2 separate regions of the Homo sapiens genome follow, and region 2 is linked to region 1. A link is an interaction called in ENCODE POLR2A ChIA-PET data of the cell type or tissue named here. Cell type or tissue: Panc1. All regions are shown on one strand. Each heading gives the region's core, and the rest is flanking DNA. Links, peaks and the distances in the headings are about the cores only.

Region 1 (5,374 bases), core at 78-5,077:
GTGCCAATGACAGGACATTTGACATGAGTCTCCAGATAGATGTCGTGGACTCCAGCTCTACGTCCCACATTTTAGAATACCCCACCAGCAGAACAAACTCAGATCTCATCAGGGTAGCAGCAGAGGCAGGACCAGAAGGCAATCAAGAGCTTCCAGAAATGCCACACTTGTGTGCCACAGAGTTCCCCGCTGACCCTTGGTTAGGGGTCCTCTTAGTCCACAAGGTCCGGATGTCACTCATGTACTTAATAACACTTCACCTTCTGTAATACTAAGTCCTCAGAGCTCCATGCTGTTCTGAAAGGGATGGCCACAAGTTCTTTCCCAGCCTCTTCCATTCCCTTTCTTTTCATGCCCATCCCGATGAACCTGCATCATTCCCCGACACTGCCAAGCCAACCCTGGAAAAGGAGTTCGCTGGCCATTGGCTAGAATCAGGGTGGAGAAGTTCCCTGAACCTTCCTGTCTCCCAGGGACATGTATGCTTCCAGGGACAAGCTTAGGTCATGAACATGGTCAGAACCTTTGGACAAGAGGAAAAATACTAAGAGATTTGCTTTTTCTGGGTGCGGTGGCTCATGCCTGTAATCCCAGCACTTTGGGAGGCCGAGGCAGGTGGATCATGAGGTCAGGAGTTCGAGGCGAGCCTGGCCAACATGGTGAAACCCTGTCTCTACTAAAAGTACAAAAAATTAGCCAGTCATGGTGGCACACGCCTGTAATCTCAGCTACTCAGGAGGCTGAGGCAGGAGAATTGCTTGAACCTGTGAGGAAGAGGTTGCAGTGAGCTGAGATCGTGCCATTACACTCCAGCCTGGGCGAAAGGGTGAGACTCCATCTCAAAAAAAAAAAAAATGATTTGCTTTTGACGTCTTAGGTGGCAGGGCTGTTCCCTCCAGGCAAATGCCCTTCAAACCGACGATCATTGTGCCCACTTACCCTGGGCTGGAGAGTTGGTTTCAGGTTCCTACAGGAGATAGCTTTCTTTCCCTTACTCCCTATCTAACACTTTTGCTCTGCAGGCAGCCTTGCCCATTCTCTAAGCCTGGCTTAGAAGGCACTGGGAATGTCCTGTAGAGAGAGACCTAGATAGGTCATGCAAGTGAGAAAGACATCTGAGGAAAATGGAAGACCTAAGGCAGACAGGAAGGAAGCACAAAAGACAAGCATTGGGTCAGACCCATAAACCACCTCCCAAAGGCTGTCATTTCATTGCACTGGAATTTTGCTTTATCAGAAGCAAGGAAGTAAGGGAGTCATTGCCTTGGGCCTGGGAATCTAAGTGGGAGACAATATTAATTTGGATCCGATTAATTGGAGATTACTAACTGTGGACAAAAGTTTATCTTTGCACAATCAATAAAAATGGCATTTTTTTAGTAAATTAAGAGCATAAACAATATTGCTAGAGGTGGCATGTTTAGTCTACCAAAAACAATACTTTTCAGGCACTTTAGAAATATCCTTTTAGAAGCAGCGAGTGCATGGGCTAATTATCATCAATCTTTATGTATTTGTTAAAGAAACATCTACAGGATCTTTATTGGTGACCTTTTGTAAGACATTAGTTTGAGGTACTACCTATGTACTTGAAAATAATAAAGTGGCATTTCTTTATGAAAAAAAAAGAAATCTCTTCCATAATTCAGATTTCTACACTTTATACTTGCCTCCCTCCTAAATCGTGATATTGAAATATGTGCTGTGGCAGAACTCGGCTTGTAGGGAAAGCAACAAAGAGATAGCAAGTGTCAGGGATGGGAGGGAAATGGTCTGGGAGCAGATGATGTCCGTGGAGAAAGCAAGAGGGGAAGAAGTTAGGTTGCAAAATAACCTACAAGAAACTATAGCAGGAGCCTCCTTCCTCATGCTGATCCCACCCTAAGAGCCACAAGAGTTTGTCCAGGACAGGGAGGGGCCTGTGAGTCTATTAAGAACAAGATCCTCAGGGGCACTTCTGCTTTTTCTGTTCCAGACCAAAATCAGGCCATTCTCTATCTGATGGGATGGGGGAAGGAGATAGTGGGTTGAGGAGCCCAAGAGTCAACACCAATTCACAATCTGTACTTCATGCAGAGCTTTGTCCTGGGTGCTCTCTTTAAGGGGTGGGGGTAAAGTGGATGCAATCCTTGAAATTCACCTGAGTAGTAGACATCAGAAACCATCATGGACAGAATGTAATGAGCAGTAGGGGGGACGCTTGTGTGCTGGAGATGGAGGGGTGGGTGGGTGGGTGTGCATTGCTCCAGGGGGGCCCTGGGAATGGGAGAGAGAAAGACACCAACTCTTACAACCTATGCCAGGATTTCAGAATAACGGTCAGAAGTCAATTCTTGCCCAAGCCATATTGCAGCCCCTTTATTATGACTCTTAACAGTGTCATTAATGACAGTTATAGTTAGTAGTGATTATAAGAGCCTTAATCACAGCTCATTTTGTGCCATAACTATGCCAAAATTTTATTTGTATAGTCTCCGTTCATCCCACCACAGGGCCTTTATTCTTGATGGTCCCTCTGCCAGGAACACTTTTCCCTAGTTATTCACATGCCTGGCTTTGTCACTTCATTCAGATCACTCCTTAAACATCAGTAAGATCCTCACAGAGGACCTCAAATAAAATGACTTCCTGGAACCTCTTTCTCTGTTCTCTTCGTTTTTGTTCATAAATACTTATTACCTTAAATTTAGATAGAAAGACAGCTAGATGTAATATTTAGAAAGATATACATGTATTTTGTTGCTGTTTATGCTTTTGTTTGTCTGACTCCTCCAGTATAAGTTCCATGAAGACAGAGACTCTATTTCTTTTGTTCAACACCTTTATCCTTAGCACCTAAAACATCTGACACACGTTAGACAATTAATAAATATGTGTTGGATGACTGAAAGGATCCTCACAGTAATTCAGTAAGATGGAGACTATTATTATCTCCAATTTACAGATGAGAAAACTGGTGCTCAGAAAGTTAAATTATTATTCAAAGTTTCAAAGGTAGTAAGCATCTGAAGCAGGATTCAAACCTAGGCCAGTCTGACTCCAGGGCCTGCCCTCTTAACCATGCCATGCTCTGCAACTGCAAGAACAGAAAGCCTATGTGCATGGACAGAGCCTGACTAGCCCAATGGCTCAGTGAACTGGGGAGGCTGCCAAGGGAGCCAGGAATTTGTGGACAATTAACATTTGAGCAGCAGGGGCAAGGCAGATCCGTGAGAAAGGGAGAAGATATGATCTCAAAGATGCGGTAGGGGGTTAAGAAAAAGATCCAGGCCAGGCACAGTGGCTAACGCCTGTAATCCCAGCACTTTGAGAAGCCAAGGTGGGCAGATCACTTGAGGTCAGGAGTTCGAGACCATCCTGGCCAACATGGTGAAACCCTGTCTTCCACTAAAAATACAAAAATTAGCCGGGTATACACCTGTAATCCCAGCTACTCAGGAGGCTGAAGTAGAAGAATGGCTTGAACCCAGGAGGCAGAGGCTGCAGTGAGCCGAGATTGTGCCACTATACTCCAGCCTGGGTGACAGAGCAAGACTTCATCTCAGAAAAAAAAAAAAAAAAGAAAGAAAGAAAAGAAAAGAAAGAAAGAAAAAGATCCAAAGAGATTTGATGGTCTGCTAGAGGATTTTAGCAAAAAGAAGAATCTTACTATTGAATGTAATCTGAGAAGCTAAGGCCAACTTTTGACCCAGGCAGAAAGTCTTTCCATGGCATTTTCTTTTTATCTACAGAATAGGAAATGTGATCATGCATCAGAGATAATCAGAGATAGTCACTAAATATTCATAATGCTAAGAACGCAGCAAAAAATAGGAAGAAAGTGGTTAGATCAATATCAAAGGAAGACATTTAATACAAAGTGAGTCTTTCAAAAATATCCTTGGCTCCAGTGAATTCAATGAAGGATTTTTTGCAAATTCCTCAAAGAATTTCCTTATATTATTTAAAATGTGCTGGAATATAAAAAATTATTTTGTGTTTTGTGTTGCCCAGCCTATTTTATGAGATAAGTACTATTTTGTTAAAATTTTATATTTAATATAGATAATAAATTGACTACCCCAAATGGTGGAATGCAAGGATAGCATATTACAAGGAAAATGTTACAAACAACTAACATTAACTAGACAAAGGATGAAATAATCATTTCAAAAAAGGTTGAGGAGGCTATCAGTAAAATTCAGTATCTATTACTGATAAAAATGTTGGAGGAAAAAGTGTATCAGAAAATATAATCATGGGCCAGTCGCGGTGGCTCACGCCTGTAATCCTAGCACTTTGGGAGGCCGAGGTAGGTGGGTCACCTGAGGTCAGGAGTTTGAGACCAGCCTGGCCAACGTAGTGAAACCTTGTCTCTACTAAAAATGCAAAAATTTGCGCGTGGTGGCACGCGCGCCTGTAATCCCAACTACTCGGGTGGCTGAGGAAGGAGAATCACTTGAACCCGGAAGGCATAGGTTGCAATGAGCTGAGATCCCGCCATTGCACCTCCAGTCTGGGGTACAAGAGTGAAACTCGGTCTCAAAAAAAAAGAAAATGTAATCATGTTCAGAGAAGAGAGGAAAGGATGTAGTAAGTCTAGAAAACCAATAACAGCAACTATAACAAATAATTGCAATAAAACATTTGAAATCCTCGATAAGCAGTTTGTGTTTAAAAGTTCTACAAAGGCCGAGCGCGGTGGCTCACGTCTGTAATCCCAGCACTTTGGGAAGCTGAGGTGGGCGGATCTCTTGAGGTCAGGAGTTTGAGACCAGCCTGGCCAACATGGTGAAACCCCGTCTCTACTAAAAATACAAAAAAAAAATTAGCCAGGCATGGTGGCGGGTGCCTGTAATCCCAGCTACTTGAGATGCTGAGGTTTGAGAATCACTTGAATCCAGGAGGCAGAGGTTGCAATGAACCGAGATGGTGCCACAGCACCCCAGCCTGGGCAACAGAGACTCCATCTCCAAAAAAAAAAGTTCTAAATAAGCCAGGTGCTATGGTTCACGTCTACAACCCCAGCACTTTGGGAAGCTGACGCAGGAGGATTGCTTGAGCCCAGGAATTTGAGACCAGCCTGGGCAACACAGTGAGACCTCATCTCTATTAAAAAAAAAAAAAAAAAAATTAGCCTGGGGTGGTGGCCCACACCTATGGTCCCAGTCACTTGGGAGGCTGAGGGAGGAGGATCGCTTGAGTCTGAGAGGTTGAAGCTGCAATGAGCCATGGTTGGACCACTGCACTCCAGCCTGGGTAACAGAGCAAGACTCTGTTTCAAAAAATAAAAATAAATAAATAAAAATTCTAAATAAATAAAACTTTGTTTTTAGCGAGCATAACTCCCTAAAAATCCAAGAAATTCAGCCAAAACAAAGCAACAGCATCAATA
Region 2 (5,374 bases), core at 84-5,083, 73 kb before region 1:
GGCTGCCCACCCCTCCTGGGGCTAATTTCATGACAACCACTCCAGGCCCTCCTCAGCACCCTTAAACAAGGCCATCTCTCACATGGGGGCCCTAAATCTCCTGTCATTATCTCCCTCCCACCCAGGCAGCCTAAAGCAGTCCCAGTGGGGAGAAAAAAAATTCAAACACCACAGCAAGAGCAGACTGGCCAGACATCTTTAGTCAGAATTTGTATTGGTAAGCAACAGAAGCAGGCTTTAAGCACTGGCCTCTTTGGGGTCCAAATCTGCACCAGCTTCTTCCCCATCTGCCTCACCCTGCCTGGGGCACTCACTGGAATTAAACTTCAAGACACCAGAACCCACCCTCACTTTTTCCCAGTGTTGTCCTTCTACCCATTCCTGGGTTCAGCTCTCCTCCCCCAAATCAGGAAGTTCCATCCTTCATCTGTTCCCTAACACAGGTGCCCTGGGTTAGTTCTGATGAGAGGAGGAATGGAATGGGAAGGGGCGTCTCCATCTGGAGGGTGAGTTTATAGAACCCAATCTGCCCTTCTCACTCTAGCAGAAGTGGCCCTGCTCCTTTCCTTCTGGAAATCCCAGTGCGAAACAGCTGGGGTGAGGGTGAGGGGCCATGAGGAGGGATGTCTTAAAATGGGAGCCACTCAGAATAGAAGGAAGAGATTGGGTGGGCAGGGGTCTGGAGCACACCAGGCTTTGGTGGCTCCCCGGTTTAAGCTGCCAGTATCTGTTTTTCTCCCCATGTGGGAACTAGCGATCATGGGTGTCACTATGTGATTGTCACTGTATGGGGAGTGGGGGAGGGGCTGGGGATGGGAGTAACCTGTCCATATGGGGAGGAGGGCGCACTGTCTGTTGTGCCTGTGTATGGGGTGCCTGGTTATGTGTGGTTGTCACTGTATTAACTAGAGGAGCAGGGATGCAACTGCTGGTCTGCCCAGTGGGAGGGGGCATCGGGAAAGCCCCTTCCTTAGATGAAAGGGCTGAGGTGACCAGCCTGGCTAGTTTCCTCGTGGGGAGCCCTTCCCAGGAGGCTCCATTTGGGACTGCCCAAGGCGGGAGGCAGGGGAACAAGACGGTGGTACCGCTGAGGCCAGGCAGGGTAGGGACTGAGGATCTGGGACCCCGATGTCTCTGGAGAGTTAGGGGGACAGGACCCGGCCGGGGCGGCAGAACTCCTTCATCAGGGCCAGGGTCTTACCTTGGGTCCGAGGTGGAGTGGCCCCTTGGATGGGCCGCGGGGCAGCGGGACAGATGGACGGACGGGGCGGGCAGGAGTTAGGAGCAGAGCTGTGCGACGGGCCGGGCCAGGACTCTTAAACCCGGAGCTGGGATCAGATAAGGGCTTGTCCGGGGGCCGGGGCCGGGGTCGGGCCGGCCGGGGGCAGAGCTGGGCCGGGCCGGGCCGCCCCCTCCCTCCGCAGCGCCGGAGCCAAACTTTGTGTGAATGGAGGGGCCCGGAGGGGGGCCGGGCAGGCGGGGGCGGGGGGCTCCGAACAGACCAATGGGAGAGTGGAGCGCCAGGCTCGAGCCGCCGAGATTGGAGGGTCTTGGGCAGGGGGCGGGGCGTGCGGGGCAAGGAAGCGGAGACCCAGACAGCTGCAGGCGCAGAGAGAAATATCCAAAGACAGAGACCCAGACAGACCCGGGGAGAAAGAGAGATGAAGAGACGATATGCGAAACGATAGGAGCTGAGCTGGCAGGGTGACAGGGGAAGGGAGAAGGAAGAAAAGGGAGGCGGTCCTGTCAGCGATGGGTTACGAGAGCTGGAGCCGGGGGGCGGGACTGGGACCGAGTTAACGAAGTGGAAATGAATTCAGGACCGGCCCAGTGGCCCTGCAGGCAGCGCCGAAGGCGGCGCCTGGAAGTGAGATTGGGGCGGAGTAGGCCTGGGCTCCCTGAGCCACAGGACTGTATCTTTGGGCACAATTCCCGTGTTGTTCACCGTCTCCTAAGTCCCCGGTGCGGTGCTGGGTGAGAGACGCGCAGCACACGGTGCCCACCTGCAGCGGCTTTCTCTGTAAGGAAAGATAAGGCCGGAACCCTCAGCGAAGTGCGGGAGGTACTGAAGGCTGTAAAAGGGAGAGGTCATTCTACTCAGAGGGCTCCTAGCAGATGTGGGAGGAAAGAGGTAACATCTGATTAGGGTCCCAAAGGAAGCAGAAGATTCAGGTGCTGAGAGATGGTCCCCAGGACTCTGTTGCATTTAAGGCAGAGGGAACAACGTAGCAGAGTCCTGGGGAGACGTGAAAATACAAGTTCACTTGGGAAACAGCATCAAACTGTCCCATTTACTAGATTAGAGTGCAGGGTGATGGTTCTCAACCCTTTCATCACCAAAGATTTCTTTAATTTTCTGAATCTATGTGTTGAGAGGTTTTAATTCACCCCCACCCCCAGCATTTATTTAAAAAGAATATAATTATTTCCTCATTTCTGATCATCATAAACATTTAACTGCTAATCAATAACCAGTGTTACCATATTGAATTGCTATAAATTCAGGTAAAAAAAGGAAAGAAACTAGGAATGTAGCTTAGTTTAACCACTAAAAGCCATAAGATAAGTAAATGTCCATTCAAATAGCCTCATTGGAGAAGCTGGAAGGACGGGACTAAAGGTTAGGCACCATAGGCAGTGTTTGTGTTAAGGGGAACATCCGGAAGAAACACAGAGTTGTGCTGATTTGTGGTCAGGCCAGAGTTTCTGTAGGCTACGGAGAGCAATTGAAGGTTCTTGGGAAGGATGGAGTAGGAGAAAGCTATGGCATTTTAGGAAAATTAATCGGGAGGTGACAAAATAGTTTGAACCAAGTGGATATAGTAGGCAAGTAGACGATAGAAAATAATTGCAATAATATAAGCATGAAGAGATGACAGCCCAAATCAGCGTGGCAATGGTGAAAAGTGGAACACAGAAAATGAATTGGAGTACAGAAAAATCAAAAGAAAATGAAAAAAGTTTGAAGCCAACTTGACATGTTGAGCAAAAGAGGGAAGCTTCAGAGATCATACTAGAGTCTCAAGTCAGGTGATCAGAACTGCGAGGTCATTCACGGGCATAGGGGAGCCTGGGGGGGATCACACCTGGTGAGGAGACTGAGGTGGGGGAAGAGGAAGTGATGAGTTCAGAGCTGGAAGCTGTGGAGAGGGGTCAGAACCAGAGAGAGAAAGGAGGTCATTGCTGCCAGGGCAGTGTGAGTTGAAGCTATGAGAACAGGGTAGATCCCAACAAAGACTGCACAGAGAAATGAGAGCCTGGCACAGAGAGTGAGGAACACCTATGTTTAGGGGATGGGAAGAAGAAGGACCCCCAAAGAGTGAAAGAGAATCCACCAGACAGGCAGGAAGGAGACAAAGAAAGTGAGATGTCATGGAGCTAAGGAAGGAGAGACTGTTAAGGAGGAGGTTCTAACAGTGCCAACAAGTACAGAGAGAAGAGGCATTGGGTTTGGCAGTGACAAAGTCTCTAGTGACATTTGAGAGCAATTTCAGAAGAGTGAGCAAGGTGGGAACCAGATTACAAGTTACCACTAGAAAGTGAGAAACTGTCAGCAAGTATAGGTTACACTTTTGAGAACTCTACTCATAGAGAGGAGAGAAATAGAAACCAGACAATGTACTAGAAACAGGCCAGGCCAGGTGGCTCATGCCTGTAATCCCAGCACTTTGGGAGGCCAAGGTGGGTGGATCACCTGAGGTCAGGAGTTTGAGACCAGCCTGGCCAACATGGCAAAAACCCATCTCTACTAAAAATACAAAAATTAGCCGGGCCTGGTGGCACGCGCCTGTAATCCCAGCTACTTGGGAGACTGAGGCATGTGAATCGCTTGAACCTGGGAGGCAGAGGTTGCAGTGAGCCGAGATCACGCCACTGCACTCCAGCCTGGGGGACAGAGCTAGACTCTGTCTCCAAAAACAAAACAAAACAAAACACAAAATAAAAAGAAAAAGAAACAGTCTTCCAGTTTTTCTTCTTCACACTCCGAATGCCCTCTCTTCCTAAGTCAATATGGATGAGGGGCTGTGGTGAGGTGGTCTGAGGGCCAGCCTGCAAGACTGGTATAAGACCTTTAAGTTTCAAAAAATAGGACATCCAAAAGATCCTTAAGGGGGCCACAGTCTTGACATTCACAGACAGAGAGGACTTAGGCAGGGGTGTCCAATTTTTTGGTTTCCCTGGGCCACATTGGAAGAAGAAGAATTGTCTTGGGCCACACATAAAATACACTAACACTAACAGTAGCTGATGAGCTTTAAAAAAAAAAAATCACAAAAAAAACCCTCATGATGTTTTAAGAAAGTTTACAAATTTGTGTTGGGCCTCATTCAAAGCTGTCCTGGGCTGCATGCAGCCCACAGGCGGTGGGTTGGACAAGCTTAGCTTGGAGGCTCTGGTGGAACTCCAAAATAAACATGAAGAACACCACAGAAGAGAAAGCAAAGGGACTGTAATGATTTATGGATCATTAACAGACATTTATTGTGCACTTATTATTTTTCCAAAAATGTTATCCATCCATTTAGCTTCAACTACCACCCATGTGTCAATATGTCCAGCCCACCCGGATATCCATTTCAAACTCAACATATTTAAAGTCGAACATGTCACCTTGCTCACAAGAGTGCTCCTCTCCATTTATTCTCTACCATGGTAGATACACTATCATCACCCAACCAGAAACATGGCAGCCATCCTAGATTCTTCAATCTTCCTCACCTCATCTCCCTTATTGAATCAATGCATCTGTATTCTAAATAGCCTCAATATTGTCCCCTTCCTCTCTATTCCACTATCATTGCTGTAGTCTAGGACACCATTACCTCTCACCAGGTAATAATAGTTTGGATCTTTGATCCTGCTCAAATTTCATGCTGGATTTTAATGCCAATGCTGGACATGGGCCTGGTGGGAGGTGTTTTGATCATGGGGGCAGGTCCCTCAGCGGCTTGGTGCTATCTTCATGATAGTGAGTTCTCGTGAGATCTGGGTGTTTAAAAGTATATGGCAACATCCCCCATCATCAACTCTCTCTTGCTCCTGCTTTTGCCATGTGATGTGCCTGCTCCTGCTTTGCCTTCCACCACAAGTAAAAGCTTCCTGAGGTCTCCTGAGAAGCTGAGCAGATGTCAGCACCATGCTTCCTGTAAATCCTGCAGAACTGTGTGCCAATTAAACCTTTTTTCTTTATAAATTACCCACTCTCTGGGTTTTTTTTTTTTTAATTTTTAATCTTTTTTTTTTTTTTGAGACAGGGTTTCACTCTGTCCCCTAGGCTGGAGTGCAGTGGTGTGATCACAGCTCACTGCAACCCTGAACTCCTGTGCTGAAGTAGTCTTCCTGCCTCAACCTCAAACGTAGCTGGAACTACAGG

The links. Peaks named below come from ENCODE experiments on the same cell type or tissue, not always from the same donor. Only the 100,000 strongest peaks of a DNase experiment are listed, where the experiment ranks them.
Region 2: POLR2A ChIA-PET joins it to region 1 with 8 read pairs; 4 of 35 experiments call an interaction of 5 or more read pairs at or near these places.

The regions. Positions count from the first base shown.
Region 1 is chr1:160,141,964-160,147,337 of GRCh38, forward strand. ATP1A2 (ATPase Na+/K+ transporting subunit alpha 2) reads left to right here. Exons shown (of 23, transcript NM_000702.4): 23 at 1-1,628. Among named protein-coding and RNA genes, the nearest start is that of ATP1A4, 7.0 kb to the right of the region's middle. In Panc1, for the core only: no CTCF peak of the experiment used is centred there; no DNase peak of the experiment used is centred there; H3K27me3 peaks cover 709 bases.
Region 2 is chr1:160,068,821-160,074,194 of GRCh38, forward strand. It overlaps KCNJ10 (potassium inwardly rectifying channel subfamily J member 10), which reads right to left and starts at 1,340. Exons shown (of 2, transcript NM_002241.5): 1 at 1,202-1,340. RefSeq lists enhancers at 722-891, 3,069-3,428, a cis regulatory region at 807 and a silencer at 1,302-1,531. In Panc1, for the core only: no CTCF peak of the experiment used is centred there; no DNase peak of the experiment used is centred there; H3K4me3 peaks cover 418 bases; H3K27me3 peaks cover 1,548 bases.